2 separate regions of the Homo sapiens genome follow, and region 2 is linked to region 1. Evidence: chromatin contacts called from ENCODE Hi-C or POLR2A ChIA-PET data. All regions are on one chromosome and are shown on one strand. The core of a region is the stretch at or near the end of the contact, and the rest is flanking DNA. Distances in the headings are between cores, read along the strand shown. Region 1 overlaps EPC1 (enhancer of polycomb 1). Region 2 overlaps EPC1-AS1 (EPC1 antisense RNA 1).

Evidence for each region. A loop is a pair of places that touch in the nucleus more often than their neighbours do. ChIA-PET counts read pairs that join two places held with the same protein, here RNA polymerase II (POLR2A). Pooled maps may share reads with other maps.
Region 2: a pooled map shows a loop between it and region 1 (2.1-fold over the local background). The contact joins two enhancer-like sites. A Hi-C loop is called at or near these places in 1 of 168 maps with a recorded cell type or tissue (endothelial cell of hepatic sinusoid) and 2 of 50 pooled maps. POLR2A ChIA-PET finds 5 or more read pairs at or near these places in 10 of 52 experiments (A549, CD8-positive, alpha-beta memory T cell, OCI-LY7 and 6 more).

Annotation. Positions count from the first base shown.
Region 1 is chr10:32,295,553-32,300,600 of GRCh38, forward strand. The region is part of intron 2 of EPC1 (enhancer of polycomb 1); the gene reads right to left. Among named protein-coding and RNA genes, the nearest start is that of EPC1, 49 kb to the right of the region's middle. Within about 2 kb of position 2,664, at least 3 of the 41 ENCODE cell types and tissues checked have a DNase peak (open chromatin) inside an H3K27ac peak, as active enhancers do.
Region 2 is chr10:32,365,806-32,370,853 of GRCh38, forward strand. The region is part of intron 1 of EPC1-AS1 (EPC1 antisense RNA 1); the gene reads left to right. It also overlaps a transcript of EPC1 not described here. Among named protein-coding and RNA genes, the nearest start is that of EPC1-AS1, 21 kb to the left of the region's middle. Within about 2 kb of position 2,211, at least 6 of the 41 ENCODE cell types and tissues checked have a DNase peak (open chromatin) inside an H3K27ac peak, as active enhancers do.

The DNA of each region.
Region 1 (5,048 bases), core at 1,414-3,913:
CCATCATCTCATTTTGTCATTATTACGTAAACAGCTTTTAGAGATCCTCAAGTTGATTAAAACTGTTAGATTAAAAACACTTGATATATTTTGTTCCTAACCAAAATAATGCAGGTCTATGTTGTCTAATATGGTAACCACTAGCCATGTGCGGCTAACTGAATTTATATTAATTAAATAAAATTTAAAATTCAGTTCCTCAGTCACAATCGCCACATTTCAAGTACTACAATAGCTATATGTGGCTAGTGTTGTATTAGCACAGATTACAGAACATTTCCATCATCATAGAAAGTTCTATTAAAGAGCACTGATGAAAATAATCCAGAAAGCCAAATTGATAGGGACCAACTAGCAATGTTCTCAATGTTCTTTTTTTTTTTTTTCCTGAGACAGAGTCTCTCTCTGTCACCCAGGCTGGAGTGCAGTGGGGCGATCTCGGCTTACTGCAACCTCTGCCGCCCGGGTTCAAGCGATTCTCCTGCCTCAGCCTTCCAACGAGCTGGGATTACAGGCACCTGCCACCACGCCTGGCTAATTTTCGTAGTTTTTTTTTTTGTAGTAGAGATGGGGTTTCACCATCTTGGCCAGGCTGGCTGGTCTTGAACTCCTGAACTCATGATCCACCCGCCCCGGCCTCCCGAAGTTCTGGGATTACAGTCGTGAGCCACCGCGCCCGGCCAATGTTCTGCTTCTTAAGGTTATATTTCATTTTTAGGATCTCATTTATACACTACAGTTTGGCATCCTCTTCTTTAGATCGTATCACATGTCAAACCACAATCACAAAGCCTAATTATTCATTAAAACAAAATGAGCTTGCCAAGGATCACCTTGCTTCGCATCAAAATACACTTGCCATAGCTTCTGGTAGATATTATATTATCAATGGCAAGTCACACCCAACATATCAGGGGCTGCATCAAGACTGAAAAGGATGATTTCTATCATATGAATCAAGGAGCTCAGGGTCTTTCCCTCTGACATTAACAAGGACCTGAGTGTCTGAGCCCTTTTGCCTCTGCAAGAGGCTTTTCTTTTATTCAGTGCAAACTCATATAAAATCTTAAACAGGGGCCAGGCGTAGTGGCTCACGCCTGTAATCCAGCACTTTGGGAGGCCAAGGCAGGTGGATCATGAGGTCAGGAGTTCCAGACCAGCCTGGCCAACACGGTGAAACCCTATCTCTACTAAAACTACAAAATTTAGCTGGGCGTGGTGGCGGGTGCCTGTAATCCCAGCTACTCGGGAGGTTGAGGCAGGAGAATTGCTTGAACCCGGGAGGCGGAGGTTGCAGTGAGCTGAGATCGCGCCACTGCAATCTAGCCTGGGCGACAGAGCAAGACTCCATCTCAAAAAAAAAAAAAATTATTAAATAGGAAGAGTACCCAATCTTGTTCATATATAGAATACCAAAACCCTAGAGAAAAGCTAACATGTAAAAACCCACTTTGGAATTTCATTTGACCAAAAAACCCACACCCAACAACCTTATTATGTAATTTAGCTGTAGCTGAATCTGCAGCTTCCAATAAACACCTCAACCCAAGCTAATAAAAATGTAAAATATTCATCATGTTCCTAGAATTAAGAGTATCTTCAGATTTTCTGGGTCATGTTATTGGATGTGTTCAAAGTAAAAAAAAGGGTCTAAAGAAAAACAGGCAAATAGGTCATCTTTTCTAATTAAGTTCTATCAATTAAATTGAGACCTAGCAGGTTAATAATTCTTTTTTTTTTTTTTTTTAGATGGAGTTTCGCTCTTGTTGCCCAGGCTGGAGTGCAATGCTGTGATCTTAGCTCACTGCAACCTCCGCCTCTCGGGTTCAAGCGATATTCCTGCCTCACTCAGCCTCCTGAGTAGCTGGGATTACACATGTCTGCCACCACGCCCGGCAAATTTTTGTATTTTTTAGTAGAGATGGGGTTTCACCATGTTGACCAGGTTGGTCTCCAACTCCAGACCTCAGGTGATCTGCCCGCCTTGGCCTCCCAAAGTGCTGGGATTACAAGCATGAGTCATCGCAACTGGCCTATAATTCTTAAATAATAACGAGAACTACACTGTGTAAGCTGGCTCCTTTAAAAATATTCTGATAGGAATAAACCCAGAGATGCATACAGGTAAACAGAATACAGTATTAGTGTGATACACAGATGTAGGAAAAAGTATACCATAACTGCCATGTAGACATAAAGTAAGCCTAAGTAAAATACAACAGGACTTATACATTGAATAGATTATTATTATTATTATTATTTTGAGACAGAGTCTCGCTCTGTCGCCCAGGCTGGAGTGCAGTGGCGTGATCTCGGCTCACTGCAAGCTCCGCCTCCCGGATTAACACCATTCTCCTGCCTCGGCCTCCCGAGTAGCTGGGACTACAGGCGCCCGCCACCACACCCAGCTAATTTTTTGTATTTTTAGTGGAGATGGGGTTTCACCGTGTTAGCCAGGATGGTCTCGATCTCCTGACCTCGTGATCTGCCCACCTCGGCCTCCCAAAGGGCTGGGATTACAGGCGTGAGCCACCGCGCCTGGCCAGTTAGATTATTTTTAAAGGAAATCCAGTCTGGTACAAACCGTGGTATTTAAAGTCTAGTAATAGATATTTACTATGGGGTGGGAAGTATTTGACATCTTTGCCTTAGATCTAAGACAAAGATATTAAAGTTTAGTAATAGAGATGGAATGTAAGTGTCTACGTAACAAGTGCCATTTATGACTCAAACTAAGTGTGCATTCGGTGAGTATGTCCATAACTTCAAACAGCGTTTTAAAAATACAGGAAACAAATAGTGAAAGGATATCTGGATCCATGAAACAGCACACAATGTGGATTAGGAACAGAATATACACCCTGATTGAAAGGAAGGAAGGTAGGAACACTACCCAAGGTTGAAGAAAAATTGTCACACCAGTTTTAACACGAGCACTAACTGCATGATTAATAATATCTACTTGCAAAGCTCTTGATATCAATTCTGAGCAGCAGAAAAGACTGTTGTGAAGATGTTATTTACTATGGGGTGATAGGTATTTGACATCCTTGCCTCAGCTCTAAGATAAAGATATCGCTGACTAGCCAGATCATGGAAATCTTCAGTTTCCTTTGCTTAAAAGCTAGAGCTTGGGGTCACTTCCAGAATGTACTTAGGGAGCGAAAATGGTGAATATTAGATTTGAAATCTCAGATATAAGATCTTTCGTACATAAAGTTCTCTGGTTGCTGTTATAGATTTTATCTGTCAGAAAGCAGTACCAGCAGAATATGCTGCAGGGGATGTTGAGGCAGGCAGTGGGAAGGAGAAAATAATCTTTCAGAATCAGAGCACAAAGACAGGATATCTGTTCTGAGAGGTATTGAAAATGTAGGTTCTACTTTAGGAAAAAAGTATCCGTTAAAAAAACTTTACTTAGAAGTCAAAACTTATATAAGTTGTTGAAATAAAAACAGTACAAGGAACACCTGCATACTCTTTACCCAGATTCAGCTATTGTTAAATTTTTATTTTGTTTTATCATACGCACATGTGCTCGTGCTTGTGTGCACTTTCATTATGCAGGCTCACTCTTTATTTTTTCATTTTCGAAGCCATAGGAGGGTACATTATATTCATAATGGCTTTTTTGTTTTGTTTTGTTTTTTTGAGATGGAATCTCACGCTGTCACCCAGACTGGAGTGCAGTGGCGTGATCTCAGTTCACTGCAACCTCTGCCTCCTGAGTTCAAGCAATTCTCCTGCCTCAGCCTCCTGAGTAGCTGGGATTACAGGCGCTTGCCACCATGCCAGGCTAATTTTTGTATTTTTAGTAGAGATGGGATTTTACCATGTTGGCCGGGCTGGTCTTGAACTCCTGACTTCAGGTGGCCCGCCCACCTTGGCCTCCCAAAGTGCTGGGATTACAGGCGTGAGTCCCCGTGCCTGGCCACCATTGTCTTTAAGACATTGATGTTTTTTGGGTATGTCCCCCTCCCCAAGCCTCCATCATCATCATCATCATCATCATTATTATTATTATTAGCACATTCCTCACTCTGTGTTTTTCTGATTTTTTTCTCCATTGTGATTAGATTACACATTCTTGGCTAGGTTATTGCAAAGTAAACTTTTTAAGTCCTTCTCAGAATATCCACATCTAGAGGCACACAATATTCATCTGTTCCTCATAAGTAATGACAATTTTGATCACCAGTCAAGATGTTGCCCAATTTTTTCTTCTTCTTTGTAATTAATGAGTAGTTTGTGGAGAGAGCTTAAAGCCATGCAAATCTCCTCATCAAAATTTCCTCTCTTATTGAGCACACACTGATGATTCTAGTATGATCCAACCCTGATTTATGATAATTGCAAAAATGAGTTTTTTTTTTTATTTTGAGACGGAAGCTCGCTCTGTTGCCCAAGATGGAGTGCAGTGGTGCGATCTCAGCTCACTGCAAGCTCTTCCTCCCAGGTTCATGCCATCTCCTGCCTCACCTCCTGAGTAGCTGGGACTACAGGCACCTGCCACCACGCCCGGCTAATTTTTTGTATTTTTAGTAGAGACAGAGTTTCACTGTGTTAGCTAGGATGGTCTCGAGCTCCTGACCTTGTGAATTTGCCTGCCTCAGCCTCCCAAAGTGCTGGGATTACAGGCATGAGCCACCGTGCCGGGCCACAAAAATGATTTTCTAACTCTAGCATTTTTTTTAAATTTTTTTTTATTATACTTTAAGTTCTAGGGTACATGTGCACAACATGCAGGTTTGTTACATATGTATACATGTGCCATGTTGGTGTGCTGCACCCATTAACTCGTCATTTACATTAGGCATATCTCCTAATGCTTTCCCTCCCGCCCCCGCTCCTGCATTTTTTCTATAGTGTATCAATTCAACTCTTTTTTTTTTTTTTCCTGAGACAGAGTCTTGCTCTGTCACCCAGGCTAGAGTGTAGTGGCGCGATCTCGGCTCACTGCAATCTCTGCCTCCCATGTTCAAGCAATTCTCCTGCCTCAGCCTCCCGAGTAGCTGGGATTACAGATGCACACCACCATGCCTGGCTAA
Region 2 (5,048 bases), core at 961-3,460, 70 kb after region 1:
GAGCTCCGTCTCACAAAAAAAAAAAAAAAAAAAAAAAAAAAAAAAAGGACAGGTGCAATGGCTCAAACATGTAATCCCAGCGCTTTGGGGGGCCGAGATGGGTGGATCACCTGAGGTCAGGAGTTCGAGACCAGCCTGGCCAACATGGTGAAACCCCGTCTCTACTAAAAATACACAATTAACATGGCATGGTGGCGCGTGCCTGTAATCCCAGCTACTTGGGAGGCTGAGGCAGGAGAATCGCTTGAACCCGGGAAGAGGAGGTTGCAGTGAGCCGAGACCATGCCACAGCACTCCAGCCTGGGCAACAAAAGCGAAACTCAGGCTAAAAACAACAACAACAACGACCACGAGTACTTTTAAATCTACATTACAAAACATGTTTATGTTTCATATGATGCTTTAATAAGTTTTCCTAACCTTGTTTTGTTTATTGGGCCCCACCTCTGTGCAAAAGCATTGTACTATAAGCCAGGGGAAATATAAAAGAAAATGTTGCTCTTGCCGTTAGTGAACTTACTTCCTATAAACACAAGCAGGCACACCCTGCTTGTAAACTCTAGTTTGAAAGGTAACATTTTAAATAACTTGATATCTTTATATGCCCAGATTTACAAATGATTAAAATAAAAAAATAGGTAATTTTTCATGAAGTTACCTTACAGAGTACTTTATTTTCAATTATGATATTGAAGAATGAAGTTTAATGCTAACCAGCTTAAGCCCCAAATTTATTCATTGTTTCAGATTTTCCTTATTAAAATTGGAAATCAGTATTCAATAATCATAAGAATAGTCTGCCATCAATTTTTTTTGGCCATTTATAGTGATAAATATGAGGTATTATATCAATACATGTAAAGAGGTATATATAAAAAAGCAAAATGACAGAACAAAAAGCAGCACACAGAGTGCAACCCACACAGTGATCACAGCCTTCAAAACGTGTGACAGGCATTGAAAGAATCATGAAGGAACACAGACAGAGAGGTTTCTCCTTAAGTGTGAGGGTATGAAGCAGTGTGCTACCATCTTCCTCACAAGTTGGATGGAGAGATTGCAGGTGAGTATAATGTAGCCTTTGCCATGGCAAATTCCAGAGCTAAAAAAAAATCTACGTGGAAATTTCCAGTTTTCCACTCTTAACATCACTAACCATCCAAACTATGTACGTATGTATGTATGTATGTATGTATTTTTAATTTTTTGAGAAAGAGTCTTGCTCTGTTGTCCAGGCTTGAGTGCAGTGGCACAATCTTGGCTCACTGCAACCTCCAGCTGCTGGGTTCAAGCGATTCTCCTGCCTCAGCCTCCTGAATAGCTGGGATTACAGGCGCCAGCCACCACACCTGGCTAATTTTTGTATTTTTAGTAGAGGTATTGCCATGTTGGCCAGGCTGGTCTCGAACTCCTGACCTCAAGTGATCTGCCCACCTCGGCCTCCCAAAGTGCTGGGATTACTGGCATAAGCCACCACACCCAGCCTTTCGCTATTCTTATTAATGTAAAGACTGGCATGAGCCACCGTCCCCGGCCCCAAACTTTTTTAAAACAATAGCTGAAGAAACTTTTAAAAAGGCTAGTAAGAGATGAATTTCACTAGAAAAATCTGATTAAATGTAATGTAGATAATTTTGAATTTTAGACATAAAGAAAAAATTTTAATTTAAAAGTCCAGAAAATTTCATAATCATAACAACTCAAAATTTAAAATTCCATATATTGGCATATAAAATAACATGTATATTAAACTTTCAATTCTTTTTAAATGATATATTTTTTCAAGTTTCCCCACTTTTTCACTAGGGAAACTTGTGAATACAGTATAGCTGAACAAATGTATTTTTAAAAATGCAAAATCGTAAAGTCATATAAAGGTGTGTTTTCCAATTGAAATGTACACATTTGTATTGAATTCTGAGTTTGTATTTATTTGAAAGGAAATAATAAGCAGACAACTGCCTGTTTCTATCCTCTCAAATAAACAGCAGTGCCATTCTGCTGTTAGCCAGCCTAACACAGTGCAATTGTTATTTTTCTTTCGTCTTTTCTCTGTCATTTTCTGTTCATTTTTGGGAGAAGAATGCTAAGTTACTAATATAAGTAGCCTTATAAATGTAAACTCATAATTGTCAGGAAATGTTACATAAGCGAATGTCTTCTGCGTCTTTCAACTTTTTGGTGCCCTTATGCTGCCCCCTGCTGTCCAGTGTCCACACTTACTGAAAATTGTCCCAAACTTCCAACCTTTTCTACTTCTCTTTACTCCGCCATCAAAACTTACCTGGCAAGAGACCCAGACTGTTGGAGTTTCCCTCCACAATGCCAATGGGTTAACAGACAAATAAAAGAAAGAAGTAGTTCTCTCTTTATTTATCCCTTCATCATTTTCTGGCAATTGACGCAAGCATTTGAACTGGTGCTCTGTGGGCAATGCCTGATTTCTAGGTTCCCCAGCTTGGGATTCCAAACCCTCCCTGTGTTAGTCCAAGCTACTCTCATGGACCTGTCTCTCCCAGTGTCTAACCTCTGCACATCATAGCCTACTCTCTATCCGCACTGGCTTCTAGCTGTGTTTCCCACAGCCACGTGTGTTCTTCCATCTTTGCCTGTGCCCACACTGCTTTCTCTACCTGGAAGGTCTTCTCTCAATCTTTATCTGCTGAAAGTTTACCCATCCTTCAAGGTTCCAGTCAAAACTACCTTTTCCTTTATGGCTCAGGGAAGTGTTTTTTTTGTTTGTTTTGTTTTGGTTTGGTTTTTTAATGTAGTAGAAATTCAATAAAGATTTATTTAATGAAAGAAAAGCAGATAATAAACCTTATACTCTATGTGACTCATTGACTTAACAGAGTACTTGGAGAAGATAATGACCTATTCCAGGCAGCATCTTTAATACTGCAAAATCCATACACCTGAATGCGGTAATCTTTTAAATTCGCGTCGCACTGTGTAAGGCCTATTTTGATCTCTGAAATCAGGTTTGTCTAAGAAATACAGAACTTAGAGTACATCTTGAGTACTTATGGCAAGTCTAGCGCTATTCAAGGCACTTTAGATGCACAAACTCATTGTGTTCTCTCAACAGCCATGTGAGATTAAGTAATATTACTTTGTTTGATAGAAGAAGAAACTGAGGGTCTGGACAATTGGTAGTAAAGGGCAAAGTTAGGAACTCTGAACAGATCAGACAAAGCCGTGTACTTCAAGTGTTCTCCTAATGTCTGCAATAGAAATGTGGATGGAGAGGCTTCTGGTCAGCTATTCTGGAAGCTAAAAAACCTTGTCAATAGAATAACATTGGAAATTGTGACCACATAGCCAGACAAAGCCATGAGAGAAATTCAGTCAGTCAAGGATCAGAAATATCTGGAAGAGTTGATTGTTCTACGAGACAATGTGAAAGAATATGACATTCTGCCAAATTCAAAGGTATTTAGATTTAGATATAAAAGACAGCTACATATTCTAAAAGGTTAGGAAGTGCAAAATCCAGGTATTTTTCAATTGATGTAGCCATAGATTCTAACATGACTTGAAAATAAGAAATGATACGACTCAATATCTAAGACAAGTAGGCCTTCAGAATACCTTTTTTTAAAATAAAAAATACAGTAAATATAAATAAGGCTCAGTACACCCCATCAGTGTCTCAAACAAGGATCTAGTTGTGTTCCAACCAAAACCACTGTTCGTCAAAAAATTTGAACAAGCTAAGAAGGCAGACCAAAAAATTTACTTGGGAAGACAACACCCCAAATTGTTTGGGTAGGTCATAACGGTTCTTTTAACAGGTAAGCATATTTTAACTCCAGAAAGATTTAGAATGTGCTGTCGAAAGTACTGCATTTTTTTGTAGTGTAAGTAATTGCACTATTTAAGAACACTTGACCTAATGGAGTAAGAGGTCAGCCTATTAGACTTTTAAGCAGAATTCTTACTAAGTTTATGTGTATTATTGAAACATTAGAGCAAACTTAAGAGTTACCATGTTTAGAAGTTAAATTATTAGATCTGTAAGATTTTAGCTTCTTGAAAATGTTACAAAGTACTAAAGAAGGCAATTATATGTACTAAATTTATAAATTCAGTGTAAAAAGTTGGGAGGTGTTTAATTAAGTCATGCTACAGATAAGACCAGATATTATTTAAAGGATCATGATTTCTAAAATTTGCAAGATTTATGAATATGATAAGATTTGTATACTAAATTTTAAAGCATAATGGAGAACTACTACTTTGAATATATAAGCTAAAAACTTTTTATATATATTTTAAAAACTGGAATTAACTTCTGAATAGCCTTTCAATATATAAGACCCACTCTGAAGGGCATCAAATAACTCATAACTGAAGAGGAGTTACAGGGCTGGTTTTCTTCCAGCAAAAGTTTGTGTTCATTAGGCAGTCAATTTTTTGCTTCACTCCACAGAACTGGTTTCACTGTCATTAATCTTTATGTAGGTCTGGGCCTCCCTCACCTCCTAGGAGATGGATAGTAGGTTTTGAAAGATGGAGATGAGAAGTAGCCTGGCTAGTCTACAAAAACCTCCCCCAAATTTTTGGTTTAGTGGGTTGCTTCAATAGCCGTAAGCCTGTCTCTATAACTTAGCAATTCTCAACCCTGACTGCTAGGATCCCATGGACAACTTTTGGGAAATATTTATTTCCAGATCCCATCCAGTCCAACTAAACCAAAACTTTTTAGGGTAGGGCATAGACATTTTGCTTTTAAGTTTCTGGGTGATTCTCCATACAGGCAGAGTTGAGAACCAGTGGTGCACGAGTGTGAGCCTCTCATGATCTGAAGGACCCAGAATCATTCTAGACCAGGGCTGTTCAATAGAGCTTTGGGCAGTCATGGAAATGTGCCATAAATCTGTGCTGTCCGATATGGTAGCTACTAGCTGGGTGTAGCTATGGACCACTTGAAATGTGGATAGTGTGACTGGGAAAATGAACTTTAAAATTTAAGCTAATTCAAATTTAAGTTAATTCAAATAGCCACATGTTACTAGTGAGTACCGTATTGGACAGCACAGTTCTGG